Linked DNA regions of Homo sapiens: region 1 is linked to region 2. Evidence: read pairs that join two places in POLR2A ChIA-PET (ENCODE). Cell type or tissue: PC-9. All regions are shown on one strand. Links, peaks and the distances in the headings refer to the core of each region. The heading gives the core; the rest is flanking DNA. Region 1 overlaps MAP3K13 (mitogen-activated protein kinase kinase kinase 13). Region 2 overlaps TRA2B (transformer 2 beta homolog).

Region 1 (9,744 bases), core at 774-8,773, 490 kb after region 2:
GTAACTTTTGATCCATTTGAAGGAAGTGTAGGCATTCATTAAGCAAGTCAGGAAGGTGTGAGTGAAGGAAGAGGGGGAAGGTATTACAGGTGTGGGGGAAACTGTGAAGGAGGGCATGGAAGCTTGAAAGACTATAGAACAGATGAGAAATCCAAAGTGGCTGGAATGTAGGCTATATATAAGTGCATGCAGAAAGACATGAATGGACAGATAGGTAGGGACTAGACTATAAGGAGCTTTGCATGCCAGGCTGAGTTTGAGATTTTATACTGAAGGTGATGGGGAGCCATAGTATCTTATATTGCGGATTATGGATTAAAATAGACCCTCTCAATTTTATTATTTTCTTATCTTCATAACTGAGACCTAAATTTTAAGCCTTTTATTCATTACCATATCCCATGAATAGCTTGTATTAGTGAACCAATGAAAACATCGTATCCTTGGCTGGCGTGGTAGCTCACGCCTGTAATCCCAAAACTTTCGGAGGCCAAGGTGGGCAGATCATGAGGTCAGGAGTTCGAGACCAGTCTGGCCAGCATGGTGAAACCCCATCTCTACTAAAAATACAAAAAATTAGCCGGGCATGGTGGTGCATGCCTGTAGTCCCAGCTACTCAGGAGGCTGAGGCAGGAGAATTGCTCGAACCCAGCAAGCGGAGGTTGCAGTGAGCCAAGATTGCGCTACTACACTCTAGCCTGGGCGACAGCGTGAGACTCCATCAGAAGAAGAAGAAGAAGAAGGAGAAGAGGGAGAGGGAGAGGGAGAGGAAAATATCCTTTCCTCTGAATTCTTATTCATTCACTGAGCTCCTATTACATGGTATGCAGTGTGTTAGGCATTAGTAAATGGTCCATAGGTTCCTACCCTTTGGGAAATCACAATCCAGAAGGAAAGACCGATAGATAACGGCCACATAGTTAGATATGGGACAAAGATATGTAAAAGATGCAATGGGAGCTCAGAAAAATAAATATAAAATGTGTCTAGAGATGTTATAAGAAGAAGTTTTGCTTGAATTGAGTCTTGAGGGGTGAATTAATGGTCACTAGGAAAGAAAGACTAGGCATTCCAGGTAGTATGGGGAAACAGCAGGAGATAACTCTTAGAAAAAGTAGGCAAAGGCTAGATTATGGTAGGCCTGTATGACAAGCTAAATCTTTGGGGTTTTATCCTCATGACAACAGAGAGCCATTAAGGAATTTTAAGCAAGGGAGTAATCTGGTCAGATAAATTAAAATCACGTCTATAGAAGTAGAGGTTAGATTCAAAGGGAAAGACTAAAGGTCCAGTTAGAAGGTACAGTTCAAAAAGAAATGACTTGGACCTGAATAAGTCAGTTAGCAATGGCAGTGAAGAGAACAGGAAAGATTTAAGAGGTAGAATTAGTAAGATCTAGTAATTGATTAGACATGGATGTGGGTAAAGAAAAAGGGGAGAGGAAGACTTTTCAAATCACTTATTTGGAATAATGAATAGACAGACAATGTCAATAACTGAGATATGAAATGCCAGAAAGAAAGGTTGGGAAAGAAGACGATTAGCTCAACTATGGACATACAGAATTTAAGGCCTACTATGCATCATGCACTGAGCTAGGGAGCTAGGCTTTTACTGATGCTATCTGATTTTAAAAAGACACTTTGTAGAGAGAGATTGGAAGAAAGATAAAGATGGGGCTCATTTATCACAGGGGCAGAAGTTTCCAAATCATAAAGCTAAATTCAAAATGTGTTTATTGAATATATACTCAGCCTGCACAACATGGCAAAAAGTACAAAAAATACAAACATTACAAAAAATACAGAAATTACAGAAAATACAAAAATTAGCTAAGCATGGTGGCATACGCCTGTAGTGTCAGCTACTTGGGTGGAAGGCTGAGGTGGGAGAATCACTTTAGCCCAGGAAATCGAGGCTGCAGTGAGCTGTGTTTGTGCCACTGTACTCCAGGCTGGGCAACAGAGCAAGGCCCTGTCTCAAAAAAGAAAAAAGAATATATACTGAGAATTGTGCCATGCACTAGCCTAGATTCTGTGGATATAGAACGTTACTGTTACCATTACTATTTTTAATAATAAGTAAGACAAAGTGCTTTACAATTTACAGAAGGCTGTTTACATAATCAGCAATATACTGGTAAATCAGCTCTTTCCAAAACAACAGCAATCTGGTTTGTAGTGTTTGCTCATTTCCCTGGTGTAAATATTCCCACCACAGCAGATTTCAAGCTAATAAAAGTTTAACAACTTGCTTGCAAAGTTTCTAAATATTTGACAATTGGCTCTTAAAAGCTGGTGTATAAGCCAGCTCCAGCACCATAATCCTTGTAATAATGTCATTTCTATTTCACAAGAGAAGAAATTTCTCTAAAGTAATATACTCAGTAAGTAATAGAGCAGGAATTAAAATCTAGCTCAAAGTTCAGATTCCCCAAATCCTTTGCCTTTTTTACAACACGATGGAACATTTTATGACTCCTCACTTTCATAGAGTGCTTTCCAGGTTAAAAAATGCTGTTATCTGTGATCATTTGATCTAAGTTTTTGATCCCTAGGTAAGGAATCCAGAACACAGAATGATTATCCCTATTTTTCATGGAAGGAAATGAAGGCCTACAAAGAGGTAGATGCTAAAGGTCACAGAGCCGGGATGAAATACCGGGTTATTTTCCCTAATCATGACATTCTCTCCTGTACCAGGCAATCTCTGAAGACATGGTTCCTATCCTGTTGAAGCTCACAGACTACTTACGGAACTAATAATTACACTGAAGGAATAACCTCCTGCCATCATCCCCCATGACAAGTGAGCCATATTCCGTTCTACAGAGCCAAGAGAGATGGGAACAATGCTAAAAGAGGTAGGATTTGAGATGGACCTTTAAAGGTAAGGCGTGTGACAGACGGAAGGAAATCAGGGGCGAACAAGAGCACTGGCAGAGGCAGGGAAGCGGGAATGACCAGAGCGTGCGTGATGGGGCTGCTGACCCAGAAACAGCAGTGGCTAATGTGGGGGAGCAGTGTGCAGCAAGGGTAACTCCTGCTGCCACACGTGGGCTCTGAAAGCTTACGATACAGTGCAGGTGATTCTTCCCTCCTAACAAACCAGAGAGATCACTTTAACTGGACGGGGTTAGGTTAAGAGGCACTTAAATTATAGGGTATGGAGAAATCTAGGCCTTGAGAAGCTCCCTGGGAATATAAGGTTGGGGCAGGGGGAAGAAAGAAGAAAAACTGGAGCCCTTTGTTACAGACACCATTCCACCCACTCCAGCCTCCCCTCCCCTGTTCTTTTCGTGCTCATCTCTGAGCTTTGACATTACTGATCTCCTCATTATACTTTCTGGCTGATCACCTGCCACAACCTTGAGCTGTCTCCTGCCTTTGGCCTCTCTGACCTTGCCCTGCCTCATCTCTTTTAAGACTGCTGATTTCATACTATCTGACCTAGCCAGTGACTCAGCAGTTACTTCCGGTCTGCCTTGGCTGCCAGGACTCTTGGTTATCCTATACAGCAGCAGTCCCCAACCTCTTTGGCACCAGGGACCAGTTTTGTGGAAGACACTACTTCCACGGACCAGGCAGGGGGGATGGTTTCAAGATGGTTCAAGTGCATTACATGTATTGTGTACTTTATTTCTATTATAATTACATTGTAATACATAATGAAGTAATTCTACAACTCACTATAATGTAGAATCAGTGGGAGCCCTGAGCTTGTTTTCCTGCAACTAGACAGTCCTATCTGGGGGTGATGGGGGACAGTGACAGATCATTAGTCATTAGATTCTCATAAAGGGCACATAACCTAGATCCCTAGATCCCTCGCATGCACAGTTCACAATAGGGTTTGTGCTCCCATGAGAATCTAATGCCCCATGGATCTGACAGGAGGTGGAGCTCAGGTGGTAATGCAAGTGACAGGGAGTGGCTGTAAACACAGAGGAAGCTCTGCTCGCTCACCCACCTGCTGCTCACCTCCTGCTGTTCCGCCCAGTTCCTAACAGGCCACAGACTGGTACCAGACCATGGCCTGGAGGTTGGGAACCCCTGCTATACAGCACAAGTCTTACGTGCTATTGGCTCACATGAATTGCATACCCAAATATATATGTGAATTTCAGCCAAACACTTACTTGTGTGATTTATTTTTTTGAATCAAACTATCAGACTTTATATTAATTCCTCGTAAATTTCTACTTTGTCAATTTTTTATCCCGAACTTCTGCCCAATACATAATGTTAGGATGGGCTCATACACAGAAAGTTAGAAAAACACATGTTTGTTTTGTAATTTTTTTCCTATCTCTAACAGGTTAAGGATGAATGTAAAGTGGACCTGTTCCCATTGGCATGAGAATGAGTCTAATCACAGTCATCATACGCGTTTGATATTTAAGAGATCAGGGGAAAACAGGACAATCAAGGAATATGGTTCAACCTACTTATTTCACATATGAGAATCAAATTTCAGAGAGATTGTCGACTTGCTTAATATAACATCTGACCAGTGGCAGAGCTGAGATGAGTCCTCCTTCCTCAGCCCAGCTCCTTCCACTAGCATGGTTGTTTGTTTATTTGAAGAGAAACAAATAGCCGTGGTATCATGGCCACTGATGACAAAAACAATAGCAAGTCCCAGTGCTATTCTAGATGCACTAAAACTATTCCCAAGGAAACACTAGTGCCTACCTAGCGGGGTGACCCTGCGCCTATCCACAGGCCAGCAGGAGGCTACCCACTGACTGCTCTCAGAGTAGGCAGAGGTGAGGTAAACCTCAAGGGTGTATAAAGATGTGTAGTCAAATAGGCTTCCCTCATGCTCACCAAGAATATCTAGTCCAACGGGTCCCAACAAAGGCAGAGAAATAGAGAGGTACAAGAACAAAGGGAAAGAAAAATCATCACCATGGCTATATTCAAATATGATCAGAGCTGACTCTACATTTAAGAAGAGTGTAGGAAGCTAAAAATACCTAAGTTTTACCTGTGTTTGTATGCACACCCACACGCTGCCACTGCACAGTGAAGAGACTGTTAGGTGGAAACTGCGGGAACACAGGTGGTTCCACTATCTCTGGCTGTCTTCTGCCCTCTCAGTTCCTCTCTCCCTGTGCAAATCTGGCTCAGGTACCCTCATGGGAACTGATTGTTTGGTCCTTTCAATTCATAAGAAATCAAAACTAGTATAAATTAGAAGGAGACAGAAAGGAAGTGGGGCAAGATTTTTGAATGTTGAGAGTCAAAGGGAAAAAGACAAGGAACATTGGAGGGATAAAGGGCAAGTTTGGAATGGCACCCTTATCAAAAGAAAGTACTATGGGAGCCAGGTGCGGTGGCTCATGCCTGTAATCCCAGCACTTTGGGAGGCTGAGGCAGGCAGATCACCTGAGGTCAGGAGTTCGAGATCAGCCTGCTCAACATGGTGAAACCCCATCTCTACTAAACTACAAAAAATTAGCTGGGCATGGTGGCAGGCGCCTGTAATTCCAGCTACTCGGGAGGCTGAGGCAGGAGAATTGCTTGAACCCAGGCAGGAGGTGGAGAATGCAGTGAACCGAGATGCTGCCACTGCACTTCAGCCTGGGCAATAGAGGGAGACTCCGCCTCGAAAACAAAACAAAAACAAACAAACAAAACAAAACAAAACAAAAAAAGAAAAGAAAAGAAAAGAAAAAAGAAAAAGAAAGTACTCCGGGAAGGTCTGTAGGTGAGGTGATGCTACTGCCGCCCTTACAACAGGTCCCGATCCGCAAAGGGTGCAGGAAGTGCTCCCGTATCTGCCCTTGAGGAACACTTTCCCTACCTTCTGAGTTTCTTGGCCCCAAGAGGAGGAAGTGGTTTGTGCAAAATTAGTAGGCAAGAGTTGGAGACAGCAGCAGCTGTGCATTTGGCAGGGCACTGCCAATTTCTGGAAATTACCTTGGTTTTGTGCCAAGATCCCAGGATGCAATGTAGAGAGAAAGAGGAATGGAGGAGGTAATGTGGCCAAATGGCCCTTAAATTCTTGGATTTCTATCATAGAATACAATTTTTCCCATGTTACTAATTGAGGATTTTTATAATGATCAGATTTTAAATTTTATATCATAAATATGAATAAATCAAAGATTTTGGACAATTTAGCCCCACAAAGTTTTTGATGTGACTAAAATTGAATAAAAAATTAAAGTAAGCATTATTGCTACAAGATTTATTGATTGACACTGAGCTCTTTCTAAGCTATCTTCTCTTTACTTGGCGTCTTCTTGCCTATCTTTAAAAATGAATACAACACTGCCATCTTAGTCTTCTGGTCATTTCTCTAAAATTCATATAGCAGTTGAGAACATAAAATAATTTCTGCTTCTAGGAGCATCAATCCCATTTTAAAACTTAGATTACTTTACTTGTGCATAGTAATAACATAAAATGATCTTTCCAGGATAGAGGTCTGTCACCCAGATCTTAATTTGAACTTTGAAAACATTAGCTAGCTTCTTCGAATGGAGTTGTGTGATTAGAAGTATGTGACTTCAAATCAGGTAAAAAGAATGGCCTACAATCGTGCCTTTATCCCTACTTACTCTCTTAACTGTGGACCATCTCCTGAAACGCCTATTTGAAGGAACAATAAAAACTCAAATCGACAAAATCCACTGACCTACCTCTTTTCATCTTCTTTATAATATTTCATGAAACAATTATGCATTCAAAAATATTGATTCCATGTTTACCATGTACCTATATTTTCGGTTAAGATTATGAATGTTTAATAATCTTGAAGTATGCTGGAGACATCAAAAAAATAAAAATTACAAAGAAGCAAATTCTCCATGGTGACAAATTACCTTTTGAATACCAGTACCTATAAATGCAACTGTGATTACAGTTAAAATAAGTTTATTGTAGGCTTTAAAATGAATAAAGATACTTCATTTTCAGAGTAGTAGTCTATAAATTTATCAAGAAATAGAAACTTGTGAGGCTTCAAAAATGCCTTAAGTCAAAGGTGAAACATCTTGACCAAAGGAATGATTTATCCATAAATCATATCATAAATGCTATCTCCATAAATCTTTAATAAATAATATATGGTATTTTAAGTATTAATATTCAACATTTTCTGACCTAAATCCAGCTGCCATATGAATGATAAAATCAGTAACTTTAAATGTTTTAAAAATAAGATACAGACATATATGTACCTTTAAATATATAAATATTAATAGGCATAAAAATTTAAAATGTGTATAATTAAGTAAGCATTTTAAGAAATTATGTTTAAAAGGTCAACAGTGGTTATTACTGTTGTTCTTTGAAGTTTTCTATATTTTTCCAAATTTCTACCATTAGCATGCATTATTTGTTTAATCAGAGGTTTTCAATACAAATCCTTGTTGCTTTAAACGCACAGATTAATGGGCCCACTTCACTATATTTTCAGATATGAAAAATGATGTGAAATGTTAAGGATACTGTCAGGAAAGCTAATTGTCACTGTGTGCTGAGGCTTGCAAACAGGCATAAAAAGAACTATAGGCCGGATGTGCTGGCTCACGCCTGTAATCCCAACATTTTGGGAGGCCAAGGTGGAAGGATCCCCTGAGGTCAGGAGTTCGAGACCAGCCTGGCCAACATGGTGAAACCCCAGCTCTACTAAAAATACAAAAATTAGCACACCTGTAGTCCCAGCTACTCAGGAGGCTGAGGCAGGAGAATTGCTTTAACCCGGGAGGCAGAGGTTGCAGTGAGCCAAGATCACGCCACTGCACTCCAGCCTGGGTGACAGAGTGAGACTCTGTCTCAAAAAAAAAAAAAAGAATTATAAATTCAAAATGAAAATAAAAGTGAACTTAAAAAGACGACAATGAGCAAACAAAAGTTAATGACTCCTATTTTGTTTTTACCTTTTCTACTAATGAGATTCACATTTGATTCTAGAAAAGGCAGAATGATCATGATTAAGAGAACTGAAACCCAAAACAGATGAAAAGACAAGAACATGCTTTTCCTGTGGCAGCAGCCGGGCTGAGAGGAGCGTGGCTGTCTCCTCTCTCCGCCATGGCGTGTGCTCGCCCAATGATATCGGTGTACTCCGAAAAGGGGGAGTCATCTGGCAAAAATGTCACTTAGCCTGCTGTATTCAAGGCTCCTATTCGACCAGATATTGTGAACTTTGTTCACACCAACTTGCGCAAAAACAACAGACAGCCCTACGCTGCCAGTGAATTAGCAGGTCATCAGACCAGTGCTGAGTCTTGGGGTACTGGCAGAGCTATGGCTCGAATTCCCAGAGTTCGAGGTGGTGGGACTCACCGCTCTGGCCAGGGTGCTTTTGGAAACATGTGTCGTGGAGGCCGAAGGTTTGCACCAACCAAAACCTGGCGCCGTTGGCATCGTAGAGTGAACACAACCCAAAAACGATATGCCATCTGTTCTGCCCTGGCTGCCTCAGCCCTACCAGCACTGGTCATGTCTAAAGGTCATCGTATTGAGGAAGTTCCTGAACTTCCTTTGGTATTTGAAGATAAAGTTGAAGGCTACAAGAAGACCAAGGAAGCTGTTTTGCTCCTTAAGAAACTTAAAGCCTGGAATGATATCGAAAAGGTCTATGCCTCTCAGCGAATGAGAGCTGGCAAAGGCAAAATGAGAAACCGTCGCCGTATCCAGCGCAGGGGCCTGTGCATCATCTATAATGAGGATAATGGTATCATCAAGGCCTTCAGAAACATCCCTGGAATTACTCTGCTTAATGTAAGCAAGCTGAACATTTTGAAGCTTGCTCCTGGTGGGCATGTGGGACGTTTCTGCATTTGGACTGAAAGTGCTTTCCGGAAGTTAGATGAATTGTATGGCACTTGGCGTAAAGCCGCTTCCCTCAAGAGTAACTACAATCTTCCCATGCACAAGTTGATTAATACAGATCTTAGCAGAATCTTGAAAAGCCCAGAGATCCAAAGAGCCCTTTGAGCACCACGCAAGAAGATTCATCGCAGAGTCCTAAAGAAGAACCCACTGAAAAACTTGAGAATCATGTTGAAGCTAAACCCATATGCAAAGACCATGCGCCGGAACACCATTCTTCGCCAGGCCAGGAATCACAAGCTCCGGGTGGATAAGGCAGCTGCTGCAGCAGCAGCACTACCAGCCAAATCAGATGAAAAGGCGGCGGTTGCAGGCAAGAAGCCTGTGGTAGGTAAGAAAGGAAAGAAGGCTGCTGTTGGTGTTAAGAAGCAGAAGAAGCCTCTGGTGGGAAAAAAGGCAGCAGCTACCAAGAAACCAGCCCCTGAAAAGAAGCCTGCAGAAAAGAAACCTACTACAGAGGAAAAGAAGCCTGCTGCATAAACTCTTAAATTTGATTATTCCATAAAGGTCAAATCATTTTGGACAGCTTCTTTTGAATAAAGACCTGATTATACAGGCAGTGAGGAAAAAAAGAAAAGAAAAGAAAAGAAAAGAACATATATCAGTGTTTTGATTATTTCCAAGTTCTAAGGTCCAGATGAATTACATGTGAAGGCATCAAAACTCTTGCATTTAGGATTACAAAAACAACCTTTGGTAAATAATTATCTTCAGGAACTATGAGCAAGACAGTTGTTCATGGAAAAGTAGAAGATAAAGAAATACCCTATTTTTTTAAAAAGGAAGATTACAGAATATGTGGAACTATGAACTTAAGTTGGTCCCTGACAAGATGCTAAGTATACAGTAAGCATTCATTAAATGCTAGTCTCTTTCCTTCTTTTCTTTTCCTTTT
Region 2 (9,744 bases), core at 137-8,136:
TGGCAAAAAGCAACAATAAACAGTTTGATTTTTACTTTTCTTTCTAACATATCAATGCTTAGCAGAACTATTCAGATTGTCAGTAGTAAATTTAAAGACAAATGCCCGTTTTCCTCCAGTCCATGAAACATACCATACTTATATACCTGCAACTAAGTGTTTAAAATTATGCTCTGTAACTCTGTACTGCTAGTATTAGAACTAAAAATCTTAAAATACAGCCAGTGCTTAATGCTTATATCAATGTGGATTTGTCGGCTTTTATGTAATCTGTAATATGTATAGCAGGAAATACGAAGAGTTACACAGTGTATGCCTTAAAAGGCTGTTTCTTAAAGGTGTTACAAGGGGATAATGGTATTTCAACTAGTTATCAGCAAGTGACAATACATTCCACCACAAATACACTCTTGTTCTTCTAGCTTTTAGACTATATGAAAAAACCGGGTGCTTCAAAGTACATGATAAGGGAACACTATACCTGTCATGGATGAACTGAAGACTTTGCCTGTTCATTTTTTAAATATTATTTTCAGGTCCTTTGCTTACCAAAGGAGGCCCAATTTCACTCAAATGTTTTGAGAACTGTGTTTAAATAAACGCAAATGAAAAGAAAAATGTTGGTGCAGCTGTTCACAAAGAAGTGTTCTTGTTCTATTATAATTAGAGTTCTTCTGTAGTTTAATCGTTAGGGCAGTGTGTTCCTTGGGCTGAGGTGTATCTTTGCTATTTTGGGCTGGGTTGAGGGGGGGATGAATTTCTGTATTCCTGGAAAATTCAGAGTGCATAACTAGGTATTAGAGTGATCTCCATTTGGGGATGGAGTTACAGTAAATAACTAGACTGCGGGTACTTTAATACATGTTCTTATTATTTTGCATTTAAGTAATTTTCATGACCAATTGTAGGGATGTTGCTACAGGTGGGTTATTTTGTTGCCTTGCTAACCTTTATCGCATCTAGGTATTAGTATGTTTCAGGTACTTTGGGAAGAACTTTACATATAATCTTTAGCAATGAAATGATGTAGAGTAACTTACCTTAGTTCAAATAGCTGTTTAAGTGGCAATGCCACGATCTGAATTGAACCTAGGTGATCTTAGTCCACAGTTCTCTTGATCATGATGTCTCAAATCTGGGTACCTGGGTGATGGAAAATACCAGTAATGGAGCATAGGCAGTATTGGCAGGTCTTAATTTGTAAAACTTACTGTCCAGGGTGTTTTCAGTGTTTGCCAACTTGTGGTAAATTAATATGCTTAGAGAACTACCCTTAGGTTTGTTTCTGATAAGCATGTGGAAACAACTTAGTATATGCCTGATGGGTTATTTCAAATTGTTCTCAATGAGTTTTGAAACAAGAATTTGTAGTATTTATATATAAAGTTGAGTTTTAGGGTGTGGTCCCAGAGGGGGTTGTGTTATGGATGGATACATTAAAGGCTGAGAAACCTGGTTTTATCGTGGTAGTATATACAGGCATCCTTTCCTGAAGTAACTACATTCTCCACCATTTTCTCCCCAACCAAACCTCTCCCCATCAGTTAACTGATGGCTTGCGAGTTCACACTCCTGATAATCTCGAACATAACCCTCGGTTTCTATCCTAAAGCCTGAGTTTTAGCCCTTTAGTTGTGTAGCCATCCTTTATCCTGCTGATTGAAAGTTTCCTTTTTTAGGCTAGTTTGAGTTGTTTTCTGGCTTTTAGATTTGAAAGAATTTTAGCCATTTGACATGGCTACAAAGAGTGTTAACAGGCAAAAGACTGAGGAAAATTTGGAATTTTACCAAGTTGAGATAGACTGAGAAGTAGTGAGACAAAGTGGTAGTCTTTTGATGTGCTGTAATGCTAGTCGCCAGTTTCATGAAAGGGAGGCAGCAGTTACCCGTAGGTAACCCCTAGGTAACTGCTGCCATGGGCAGCTGAATCAGACAAAAGCCATGGGAAAGGATAAATTTGAGTCTTAAAGTTACTGCCTCAAGGCAAAGGGACTTGGAGGCTTTTATATGCCAATACAAACAATCCATTTCTTATAGCTGTAGGGCTGAGACTACTAAAACCAAATGTAAAGTTCATTTGGAAGATTGCTAAGTTAAATAGTTTTATACTAGGCTTTTGTGAAACTTCTCAGGAAATCAACAGGGTCCCAGCAAGTGGAAATAAGGCTGTGTCAAAAGATTTGTAGACCTGGGAGCAGGGGTTTCCGATCTCCTGGCCATGGATTGCCTGAGCTCCGCCGCCTGTCAGATCAGCAACAGCAGATTTTCATAGCAGGAATCCTATTGTGAAGTGCGCTTGAGAGGGATCTAGCTTGCACATTTCCTTATGGAAATCTAACTACATGTTAGAGAATGCTCAAGGTCTGCAATGTTTACATTGTTGCCCCTACATAAGGAATATATGCCTTAAGATAAAACTAATAGCTCTTAGCCCTCTTACACCATTGACTAGGATTCCAATTCTGCAAGGCCCAGGAGGAGAAATTGAGAATTAGAAGTTTCACCGAGAAGAAATAAAAAGATTTGGTTTGCATTATCAAAATTTCTGTAAATTATATGGAAATTTTGAGGATGGATTAGGCTGGATTTATTAGCAGTGGACACGCCTCCAATATTCCTTCAGCATGCCATCTCAGTGGATTTTGATTGGCTCTTGTAGGATTGGACTTAATGCTAGCTTATGCCAAATGTCATCAAAAAGCCAGAATGCTACTACAGTAATGTAAAGGATTATTGTATATAGTGTAAAGGATTATTATGTGTAATCTTTAATATATAATGTAAAGACTTAAAAGTGACAAGAATACTGGATTGGTTCTATTCCACTCACTCTGTCCCTTACTAGCAAGACAAGACCCAAAATAATCCCTTCTCCCCATGAGTAATCAGTTGATGAAGTTAAAACTATTTCAAGAGCTTTACTGGCCTGGCAAGAGGAGATGAATTGAAATGGGATCCCACGTTAGTACTAAGAGACCAGTTAATCACTGTTTTTTGGTGGGGGGGGGGGTTCGTTGGTGTGTGTGTGTGTGTGTGTGTGTGTGTGGTTTTTTGAGACAGTTTCACTCCTGTTGCCCAGGTTGGAGTACAGTGGCACGATCTCAGCTCACTGCATCCTCCACTTCCCAGGTTCAAGCGGTTCTCCTGCCTCGGCCTCCCAAGTAGCTGAGATTACAGACGTGCACCACCACGCCCGGCTAATTTTTGTATTTTTAGTAGAGACAGGGTTTGACCGTGTTGGTCAGGCTGGTCTCGAACTACTGACCTCGGGTGATTCACCCACCTCGGCCTCCCAAAGTGCTGAGGTTACAGGCGTGAGCCACCCATTCCCAGCCAAGACCAGGTAATCACTGTTAGCCCTTAGAAGGTGAAGTTGGCAGGGTTAATAAAGGAGCAAGATAAAATGTGTGTGAAGGGATCTGGCAGGAATTTCAAGCTGTAGTTAACTAGATACTAGGTTCACAGAAATAATAGTCTTTTTGCCAAAGACACCTGTAACTATTGAACTGTTGTAGAAAGATAAATACCCAAACTTACCAAAAATAACAGTTGACCAACATCATGGGTTTGAACTGTGTGGGTCTCCTTACAGGAATTTTCTGCCTCTGCCACCCCTGAGGCAGCAAGACCAGCACCCCCACCCCCTCAGCCTACTCAACATGAAGATGATGGAGATGAAGATTGTGAGCCACTTTGATGTATTAAATAGGTTTTATTTTAACGGATACACATAATATAAAAGTTTTGTGTTACCCGTTATTGGGAAGGCTTCTTACCAACGGGCTGTTAAGGCAGCTCCCAGTCAAAAGATGTGCTCAGCTGGGTATAGAGGATTACAGGAGAACAAGGACTGTAAGACCTCGAGAAGAAAAACTTGGCTCATTGTCTTCGTCTGGAGAAATAGGCATGAGTTTACAGGTATCTTCTGGACAGATCAATATCTAATCATCTTCGTGGTTAAAGGGTTGGAGCAGCAGGATAGATTGGTAACAGCAAAGGCAATGAACATATCTTCAACATGAGTATCCACTCAAGTTTAAACATTACCACAACTGAGCTCCAATGTGAAATATACTTTGATGGGAATAACTGCAATACTAAGTTTCCTTGTGAGGGGGGACAGTAATTTGTTCTCACTGAAAATAACATTCTGTGGATTTGGTTTCTAGTCATTCCTTTATGGGACCTTATATCCATACCTGTATTGTACCATGTGACTTGGCTTCTGTACCAGAGTTCACCTGGAGAAAACCATTTCTATATAGTTGATAGCAACTATACATACTGCTTTTATTGATTTTGTTTTGAGACAGGATCTCACTCTGTCCCCCAGGCTGGAGTACGGTGGTGTGATCACAGCTAAACTGTAGGCTTAAACTTGTGGGCTCAAGTGATCCTTCCATTTTAGTCTCCAAAATAGGGAACTACAGGTCCAGCTATTTTTTTTTTTTTTTTGAGACGGAATCTTGCTCTGTTACCCTGGCTGGAGTGCAGTGACATGATCTCAGCTCGCTGCAACCTGTCTCCCGGGTTCAAGTGATTCTCCTGCCTCAGCCTCCTGAGAAGCTGGGATTACAGGTGCCCGCCACCACGCTGAGCTAAATTTTGTGTTTTTAATAGAGGCAGGTTTTCGCCATGTTGGCCCGGCTGTTCTTGAACTCCTGACCTCGGGATCTGCCTGCCTCAGCCTCCCAAAGTGCTGGGATTACAGCCGTGAGCCACTGGGCCCGGCCGAAGAGATTGTTTTTAAAAATACTTAGGAATTACATGTAACTAGCTTAACCATCAAACCTGTTAAATTAGTGGAATCAAGCTCAAGTTTCTCACTAAAATTTTTGAAAAGTGTTTGTGGAAGATTTCAAAGAATTTATTTTAATTAAATGTTTTAATATTGTTACTAATAGCTTATATTTTATTACATTTTCCTCAATTATTTTATGTAAAGAAACTGCAGGGGTTTTGTTGTTTTGGGTTTTTTGTGTTTTTTGTGTTCTTTTTTTTTGAGATGGAGTCTCACTCTGTTTCCCCAGCTAGAGAGAGTGGCATGATCTCAGCTCACTGCAACCTCTGCATCCCGGATTCAAGCAATTCTCCTGCCTTAGCTTCCCAGGTAGCTGGGATTACAGGCATGAGCCACAACGCCTGGCTAATTTTGTATTTTTAGTAGAGATGGGGGTTTCTCCATGTTGGCCAGGCTGGTCTCGAACTCCTGACCTCAGCTGATGCCACCTCAGCCTCCCAAAGTGCTGGGGTTACAGTCGTGAGCCATCGGGCTCAGCCCTGCAGGAGTTTTTTACTAAGTCCATTATGGGTACCCAAATCACCACCAGTTTACCCCCAGTGTACCTCACCGCTATTGTCATTTTCTGTGTATGCCTTGATGCACAAAAGGTTGGGAAGCTCTGCCCTCCAGTGAAGCCCATCAGCTGATGAGCTTTCCCTTGCACGTCGGGCTTCCATTCACAATCTGTTTTTTTTATTTTTTATTTTTTTGAGACGGAGTCTCGCTCTGTCTCCCAGGCTGGAGTGCAATGGCGTGATCTCGGCTCACTGCAACCTGCGCCCCCCGAGTTTCTGCTATTCACCCTCAGCCTCCCAAGTAGCTGGAACTACAGGCGCCCACCACCATGCCCGGCTAATTTTTTGTATTTTTAGTAGAGACGGGTTTTCACCGTGTTAGCCAGGATGGTCTCAATCTGACCTCGCGATCCACCTGCCTCAGCCTCCCAACGTGCTGGGATTACAGGCGTGAGCCACTGCGCCCGGCCACAATCTGTTTCTTTCTTAAATATGAACAGATAATCAAGGATCACTAGGTTTTAAAATCTTCAAGAACAAAGACGGGAATCTAAACAAACAATTGGAAAAGGGAATTAGGTTAAACAATAACCAGAAAACACTAATAAAAAATATTGCTAAATTATACTTAATTAAAATTTAAAAAGCTTTGTGCTGCAAACGATAACATCAAGAAAGTGAAAATAAAGCCTTCTATAGGGTTTGATAAGAAAGAGAAGGGCATTCTCAGGGGAGAGGGGACCAGGAGTAAAAAGGTCTTTGGGGAGAACTTAGGATGTATGATTTAGAGTCTGAGGTCCACACGGCCAGGTTACACTGATACACAATGGTGTCATCATCACATGCCAGCCTGGAAGCCATGCCACCTGGATTTGAACCCAGATTCTGCCTTTTAGCACTCATGACTCCCTTCTGTCAGTGGTGCTAATTATAGTACCTGTACCTCCTTCATAGAGAATGTTGTGAAGAGTTAACATTAAGAAAAGTACTTAGAAGAGGGCCTGTTATTTAAGATAAATAAGCTTAATGAAGATGTGCTATTATTACTATCATTGTTACTACTACCTCTTCTGCTAGAGAGTCCTGGGAATGGGCCTGGGTTGACCAGAAAGGCCTTAGAATCTCAGGCTACAAAGTTTGAACCCAAAGGAACAAAAGTAAGAGAAAGCCAATTTTAGTTGAAACAGGATAAAAGTGTTTAGGACAATGAAACCAGTAGGAGTGTGTAGGCCCCCCCCTAACACGCCTCTCCATCTGGATTATGGTCCCAGCTAAGGGCTTCCTCCATCATCACACTCACCCCAAGACACTGTAGTTGCCTGTCAATTACCTGCCTCCCCAGCTGGACCATGTCTGTGTTACGGGTGCATCTAGTGTCTAGCGCAGTGTCTGGCACTAAGTGCTCCACAGATGCTCTTCTGATGAATGAAGGAATAGATGAATGGAGTAGAACGATAATTTAGAAAAGGGTCTATAGGGAGCCCAGCCCAGGGGCAGGCTCTGGCCTAGGATGAAGGCAGAGGGAGTGAGAGAAAAGTAAGAAATGCACTGGCCATCAGAGAAATGCAAATCAAAACCACAATGAGATACCATCTCACACCAGTTAGAATGGCGATCTTTAAAAAGTCAGGAAACAAAGGTGCTGAAGAGGATGTGGAGAAATAGGAACACTTTTACACTGTTGGTGGGACTGTAAACTAGTTCAACCATTGTGGAAGAGTGTGGTAATTCCTCAAGGATCTAGAATTAGAAATACCATTTGACCCCGCCATCCCATTACTGTATATACCCAAAGGATTATAAATCATGCTGCTATAAAGACACATGTACATGTATGTTTATTGTAGTACTATTCACAACAGCAAAGACTTGGAACCAACCCAAATGTCCATCAATGATAGACTGGATTAAGAAAATGTGGCACATATACACCATGGAATACTATGCAGCCATAAAAACGGATGAGTTCATGTTCTCTGTAGGGACATGCATGAAGCTAGAAACCATCATTCTCAGCAAACTATTGCAAGGACAAAAAACCACCACACGTTCTCACTCATAGGTGGGAACTGAACAATGAGAACACTTGGACACAGGAAGGGGAACATCATACACCGGGGCCTGTCATGGGGTTGGGGGAGGGTGGAGGGGTAGCATTAGGAGATATACGTAATGTAAATGAGTTAATGGATGCAGTACACCAACATGGAACATATATACATATGTAACAAACCTGCACGTTGTGCACATGTACCCTAGAACTTAAATAAATAAAAAAAAAATACACTTGTCTAGAAGACAGGAGACTTCATTATATTACTCTCTTTACAATTAATTAATGTAAGACCGTTTAAAATATGCCTAATTTTCCAGGCATTGGTTTGCTTTTCTATAAAATGGGAGGATAGAAAATAACTTCCAAATTCTTACAAATCTAAGAATCTTTGGATTTAGATATGGAAATTCATAATTATTGAGATGGAGTCTCGTTACTATGCAATATAGCAAAGTTGGAAATAAATTCTAAATTTTATTTCATTTATATTGATCAATAAATTGTTACATTTCAAAAAAATGCAAGAGGCATTTGGAAAAAAGGACAAATAGGAATTTGTGAAAGACTATGGGAGTTAATGGGAAAGGAAGAGTTGCTGACTGCGAGCCTGGGCTCCTGGCCGCTCGCAGTGGCCCTGTTAAAAATGAGAAGAAAGAAAGAAGTTGGTTTGAGGGAGAAGATTTGCCCTTGACTTTACCTTTGTTGAGCTTTATAGAAGTTACTGGTGATAGCTGAAGCCTCTAATCCCAGTACTTTGGAAGGCTGAGGCAGGCGGATCACTTGAGGCCAGGAGTTCGAGACCAGCCTGGCCAACATGGTGAAACCCCATCTCTACTAAAGTACAAAAAAGAAACCTAGCAGGGCGTGGTGGTGCGTGCCTGTAGTCCCAGCTACTCGGGAGGCTGAGGCAGGAGAATCACTTGAACCTGGGAGGCGGGGTTTGCAGTGAGCCAGATCATGCCACTGCACCCCAGCCTGGGAGACAGAGCAAGATTCTGTCTCAAAAAAATAATAAATAAGTAAAAGTTAAACATAGAATTACCATACAACTCAGCAATTCTACTCCTGGGTTTATACCCAAAAAATCGTAAACATAGGTTCACACAAAAATTTGTACGTGGATGTTCATAGCAGCATTATTAGTGATAGCCGAAAAACAGAAACACCCCAAATGTTCCTTCAGCTGATGAATTGATTAATAAAATGTGATATATCCGGGCCGGGCGCGGTGGCTCACGCCCGTAATCACAGCACTTTAGGAGGATGAGACGGGCGGATCACAAGGCCAGGAGATCGAGACCATCCTGGCTAACATGGTGAAACCCCGTCTCTACTAAAAATACAGAAAATTAGCCGGGTGCGGTGGCGGGCGCCTGTAGTCCCAGCTACTCCAAAGGCTGAGGCAGGAGAATGGCGTGAACCTGGGAGGCAGAGCTTGCAGTGAGCCGAGATCGCGCCACTGCACTCCGGACTGGGCGACAGAGCGAGACTCCGTCTCAATAAATAAATAAATAAATAAATAAATAAATAAATAAAGTGATATATCTATACAATGGAATATTATTTGGCAATAAAAAGGAATGAAGTAATGATACATGCTGACATGAATGAACCTTCAAAACATTTTAAGTGAAAGGAACCAGTCACAAAAGACCATATATTACATGATTTAATATATATGAAATATGCAGAACAGAGAGTTCTATGCAGAGAAAGTAGACTAGTAGTTTCCTAGGCACGGCAATTTGCAGGAGGAAGGGGAAGTGACTGCTAATAGGTATGGCAGTCACTTTGGGCCTGAGGAAAAATATTCTAAAACTGATTGTAGTGATGGTCACTTAACTTTGTAAATATACTAAAAGCGATGGAATTTTGCACTTTAAGCAGACGGATTTCATCTTAATAAAGCTGTTAAGCACTTCCAGTCACCTAAAAACACTATTAAGAGAGTAGGGCCAGGAGTGGTGGCTGACACCTGTAATCCTAGCACTTTGGAAGGCTGAGGCAGGAGGATCCCTTGAGCCCAGTAGTTCGAGACCAGCCTGGGCAATATAAGGAAACTCTGTCTTTTAAAAGAAAGAAATAGGCTGGGCGTGGTGGCTCATGCCTGCAATCCCAGCACTTTGGGAGGCCGAGGTGGGCGGATCACTTGAGATCAGGAGTTCAAGACCACCCTGGCCAACATGGTGAAACCCTGTCTCTACTAAAAATACAAAAATTAGCCGGGTGTGGTGGTATACACCTGTAGTCCCAGCTACTCAGGAGGCTGAGGCAGCAGAATAACTTGAACCCAGCAAGCGGAGTTTGCAGTGAGCTGAGATCACGTCACTGCACTCCATCCTGGCAACAGAGCGAGACTCCATCTCAAAAAAAAAAAAAAAAAAAAGACA

The links. Peaks named below come from ENCODE experiments on the same cell type or tissue, not always from the same donor. Only the 100,000 strongest peaks of a DNase experiment are listed, where the experiment ranks them.
Region 1: POLR2A ChIA-PET joins it to region 2 with 10 read pairs; 2 of 35 experiments call an interaction of 5 or more read pairs at or near these places.

What each region holds. Positions count from the first base shown.
Region 1 is chr3:185,417,080-185,426,823 of GRCh38, reverse strand. All of the region lies in intron 1 of MAP3K13 (mitogen-activated protein kinase kinase kinase 13), which reads right to left. It also overlaps the pseudogene RPL4P4. Among named protein-coding and RNA genes, the nearest start is that of MAP3K13, 59 kb to the right of the region's middle. In PC-9, for the core only: no CTCF peak of the experiment used is centred there; no DNase peak of the experiment used is centred there.
Region 2 is chr3:185,907,618-185,917,361 of GRCh38, reverse strand. TRA2B (transformer 2 beta homolog) reads left to right here. Exons shown (of 9, transcript NM_004593.3): 9 at 1-2,804. Among named protein-coding and RNA genes, the nearest start is that of TRA2B, 26 kb to the left of the region's middle. In PC-9, for the core only: no CTCF peak of the experiment used is centred there; a DNase peak (open chromatin) is centred at 3,929; H3K27ac peaks cover 920 bases.